Linked DNA regions of Homo sapiens: region 2 is linked to region 1. Evidence: read pairs that join two places in POLR2A ChIA-PET (ENCODE). Cell type or tissue: OCI-LY7. All regions are shown on one strand. Region 1 overlaps STAG1 (STAG1 cohesin complex component). Region 2 overlaps STAG1 (STAG1 cohesin complex component).

What was found. Peaks named below come from ENCODE experiments on the same cell type or tissue, not always from the same donor. Only the 100,000 strongest peaks of a DNase experiment are listed, where the experiment ranks them.
Region 2: POLR2A ChIA-PET joins it to region 1 with 6 read pairs; 4 of 35 experiments call an interaction of 5 or more read pairs at or near these places.

Annotation. Positions count from the first base shown.
Region 1 is chr3:136,593,813-136,596,312 of GRCh38, reverse strand. The region is part of intron 4 of STAG1 (STAG1 cohesin complex component); the gene reads left to right. Among named protein-coding and RNA genes, the nearest start is that of STAG1, 160 kb to the left of the region's middle. In OCI-LY7, no CTCF peak of the experiment used is centred here; no DNase peak of the experiment used is centred here; H3K27ac peaks cover 498 bases.
Region 2 is chr3:136,381,842-136,384,341 of GRCh38, reverse strand. The region is part of intron 22 of STAG1 (STAG1 cohesin complex component); the gene reads left to right. Among named protein-coding and RNA genes, the nearest start is that of PCCB, 130 kb to the right of the region's middle. In OCI-LY7, no CTCF peak of the experiment used is centred here; no DNase peak of the experiment used is centred here.

The sequences.
Region 1 (2,500 bases):
GTTGATAGCTGCCGACTGATCAAGTGGCTGTGGTAGTTTCCTAAAACAAGACAACAATGAAGTTTCTGCATCAGTTGACTCTTCCTTTCATGAAAGATTTCTCTGTAGCATGCAATGCTGTTTGATAGCATTTTACCACAGAACTATTTCAAAATTGGAGGAAGTCCTCTCAAACCCTGTCACTGCTTTATCATATAAATTTATGTAATATTCAGAATCCTTTGTTGCCATTTCAACAGTGTTCACAGCATCTTCACCAGGAGTAGGAGTTTAGTAGGCAGTAGCAGAAGACGTTTCTTAATTTAGAAACAGGAAATGCAAAGATAAAATCTGTTATCCGACCATAGAGGACAGTAGATGCCCTTGTAAAAATGGAGCTGAGAGAAACTACATTCTGACCATTGAATACTTTTTGTAAAATTGATGGTATTTTAGAAAGAAAATTACTTGTTTGTATTTTCATTTTTAGAAATGCCTTTCTGGGAGCAATTTAGATGATGATTTGGTGGGCAGGTAAGGCTGGAATCAGACCAAAGGCTTTTTTTTTTTAAACACTGATCCATTAGGGAACTAAAGAAAGTTCTTATTTATTTATTTATTTATTTATTTATTTATTTATTTATTTATTTATTTATTGAGATGGAGTCTTGCTCTGTCGCCCAGGCTGGAGTGCAGTGGTGCGGTCTCGGCTCACTACAAGCTCCACCTCCCGGATTCATGCCATTCTTCTGCCTCAGCCTCCTGAGCAGCTGGGACTGCAGGCGCCCGCAGTTTTGTATTTTCAGTAGAGACAGGGTTTTACCGTGTTAGCCAGGATGGTCTCAATCTCCTGACCTCGTGATCCACCTGCCTCAGCCTCCCAAAGTAGAAAGTTCAAATTTATAGAAGGTCAGTGAGAATGGAGAGGAAGTGACAGATTGTGCAAATATTCAGGCTCTGGAATGATTAGGAAAGATGAGAAAGAGGAAGTAATCTAAGGTGGTCCCTAGTTGTTTGACTTGGTAGCGTTCACTGAAAGTTTGTGTGAATATAGGTATTGGAGGATGGCTATGAGAGTAGTTTGGACATCCTGACTTTTAGATCTGTGACATTAAATACATGTTGAATTTTGGAACTTTCAAGCTGTGTAGTCTAAGTGATATTTTTTGCTTTAGTAGTTATGAGTAAGAGCTTGTTAATTTCTGTAATCCATTGGCATTTTCATTTTGTACACCTAGATATCAACTATAAAAGTTGGACTATAGGGCTGGACATGATGGCTCAGTCCTGTAAGCCCAGTACTTTGGGAGGCTGAAGCAGGCAGATCTCTTGAGCCAGGAGTTCGAGACTAGCCTGGGCAACATGGCAAAACCCCATCTCAACCAAAATACAAAAAGTAGCCAGGTGTGGTGGCATGTGTCTGTAGTCCCAGCTACTCAGGAGGCTGAGTTGGGAAAATCACCTGAGCCCGGGAAGTCAAGGCTGCAGTGAGCTGTGATTGTGCCATTGCACTCCAGCCTGGGCAACGGGAGTGAGACTCTGTCTCAAAAAAAAAGTCGGACTGTCGTTTATTCATTCAACAAAAATTCCAAGCTAATTGGGTTAGGCGCAGGGCTACAATATTAATTAAACTCACCTGACCCTTACCTTCATGGACTTTCTAGTCTTGGAAGAAGAAATAGTTTATACCAATCAAATGATCTATTAATATACAATTAAAAACTGTTGATTAACACTAAGCAAACTTTCTTTGGTCTTAGTGTAGTGATAACAACAGCTTATGTGAATAAGGAACTCTTGTTAACCTATAAATTAAGTATACTTAGTGAGACAATTTGGTCTTCTGTTTGCTTTTGACAACTGACTTTGAAGGTGAAACTAATTTTGTCCATTTAAATATGATTGGGCAAGAGGTAGGTGTCTTAGAAATTGTGATCAGACATTCTCTGTCCCTTAGGGTTAGTAAGCTTTGTTTTAGTGTCAAAGAAAAGTATGGACTTTTATAGTGACATTGGTTTCTTCTAGCCTCCGAATTATAGATGAGTTACATGCCAAATCGCTTCGTATCATCAAATGGAGAGGAATTCTCAAGCTGGGCTTGAGTTTTACTCTATGACTATACCAAGGAAAGAGGAAAGCAGCTGTGGGTTTATTTAAATTCTACCTGTTAACTTGTAAGTGTTAGAACTGACAGTTACATAGTAACTGTAATAGGGCTTGTATGCATTTCTGAGCTATTAATAGAATGGATAAAAGTGTTTTAATAATTTTCTAATATTCATTGACTGAGAAGCTTGAAAGTTTCAAGAAGTATTAAAATGGCCAAAGAATGTATAAGGATTGTAATTATAAACAAATGATACTGAGACATTAGATGAGAGGACACATATACTATTGATTAAAATGAAACTTCATGACAAAGATGGGGAGAACACATTGAAAGACAGAAATACTGTAATGAAGTTAAGGAGTAAAATTTTGTGGAACTAAGCAAATATAAATACTTGAATAGAATTAATAC
Region 2 (2,500 bases), 210 kb after region 1:
AGTAGCTAGGACTACAGACATGTGCCACCACACCCGGCAGTTTTTGTATTTTTAGTAGAGATGGGGTTTTGCCATGTTGGCCAGGCTGGTCTCGAGCTCCTGACCTCAGGTGATCCACTCACCTCAGCCTCCCAAAGTGCTAAGATTACAGGCATGAGCCACCACACCCAGCCAAATTTCTTACTTTCATAATGCTGCCTGTCTCTGCAAGTTGCCACATATTAATTTTATCATATTAAAGAGTCATTATAGCATACTGGTTAAGACCACAGTCTGGAGGCAGACTGCTTTTGTTATTTCACTTTGCTACTTAATGGCTCTGTGTCTTTGGGCCTGTTGCTTAACATCTCTGTGACTGTTTCTGTTTCTTTTTTTTTTTTTTTTTTTGAGACGGAGTCTTGCACTGTTGCCCAGGCTGGAGTGCAGTGGTGCGATCTCGGCTCACTGCAAGCTCTGCCTCCTAGGTTCATGCCATTCTCCTGCCTCAGCCTCCCGAGTAGCTAGGACTACAGGCGCCTGCCACCACGCTCAGCTAATTTTTTGTATTTTTAGTAGAGACGGGGTTTCACCGTGTTGGCCAGGATGGTCTCGATCTCCTGACCTCGTGATCCGCCCACCTCGGCCTCCCAAAGTGCTGGGATTACAGGCGTGAGCCACCGCGCCTGGCCGTGCCTGTTTCTTTATACATAAAGTGGGGGTGATAATACCAATACCTATCACAGTTGTAAGGATCAGTTGTTAATCTGTGAAAAATTTAGATTAGTGCCTGGCAAGTAGTAAGTGTGGATAAATGTTAACTTTTATTATTATTGTATTCTGGCCCAGATAAAATGAAGTAAGTTAAGCATATTTACTTTTTTTCATAATGAATTACAGCTATTATAGCAGATGAGAAGTGACAGTATCCATAATATGAGGAATGTAACTTTTTTCAAATTAAAAAGCAGTCAGTGATATATTTTAAAAGAATTCATAGTAAGTGTGCTAATTTTCACCTATTTAGAGCAAGCTCTTATAATTTGCCCTATTCCAAATCTTTTTATATTTCTTTTTCTTTTTCTCTTGAATATTATCTATTGTTCTTTAAGGGGCATTAAGAGTAAAGCTAACTCTATGAGACTTCTTTGTTTTCTTACTATTGGAGTCTTAAATTGGCAAATCCTGAACTAATTTCAAAATCTTGATGTAACACCCTGAAAATGTATAGATACTTACTATCACATGACCCAGTAATGGCAGCCTTCCTCAACTTGAGCAAAATCACAGTCTTGGGAATCATAATTCCCACTACTTAAATGAAATGAAGTATAGTAACAGGCCAACATCATGAAGTGGATGAATAAAAGCACTGAGTTCTGAAATTTTCAGGAACCTAAATTATCTTCCCAACTGTTCAAAGGATTTACTATAAGAGATTAACTAACTTTGTTAAGTATACAATATCTGTGCTTATTTACCCAAATCTGTCAGTATGTATAATTCTCTCAGTGGAATATAGTTACAATTAAATTAACTTTCTTGAGCACTCAAATAATATTTAGTTTGCATCCAAATCTAGGCCAAACTTTATTGCTAAAGAAGGTCTTTAGTCCATCCCCATTGGGAAAAAATAATAACAATAAAGAAAGCCTGGCCAGGCGTGGTGGCTCATGCCTCTAATCCCAGCACTTTGGGAGGCCAAGACGGGTAGATCACCTAAGGTCAGGAGTTCGAGACCAGCCTGGTCAACATGGCGAAACCCTGTCTCTACTAAAAATACAAGAAAAAAAATAGTAGCTGGGCGTGGCAGTGGGCACCTGTAATCCCAGCTTTTTGGGAGGCTGAGGTAGGAGAATCGCTTGAACCCAGGAGGCAGAGGTTGCAATGAGCCGAGATAGCGCCACTGCACTCCAGCCTGGGCGATAAAAGCAAAACTCTGTCTCAAAAAAAAAAAAAAAAAAGAAAGCCTTGGTTGTTTCACATTTCCAGTGTCTCTTAAAATACTACTGTTAATTAGTTCATCAGTTGATTGCTTACTTATTTGTGGTATTAAATGTACTACTCTTTAGATGTTTTGGGAAGTAATCATTTTACATAAGACACATTTGCTTTGTGTTCAGCCTTTATAAAGGAATCCTTTGCCTCCAACTCCTAAGATGGCTGATTCCCTAGACTTTCTTACATACTAATCAAGAAATCTGAGGGAGTAAAGGAACATTAGTAACTCCTAGCATCATTTCTTAAAAACCCAATAATTATTTATTGTTTGATGAAATTAACACATTATAAGTTGCCCCCAGGATTGTGGTAAACATCCATATTAAGTATACCAACATTTCATTGAGTAACTATTTATTAAATATCTACTATATGCAAAGCACTATTTTAGGTACTAACAGTGGAACAGTGTTCCTTTGAATACTGGAAGGTTTACAAGTTGACAGCTATCTGTTCTCATTTGAGTTTCATAGAGTTAATTTAGCAGAATCAGAGTAACATAGAACCTTAGAATACCTAGTTC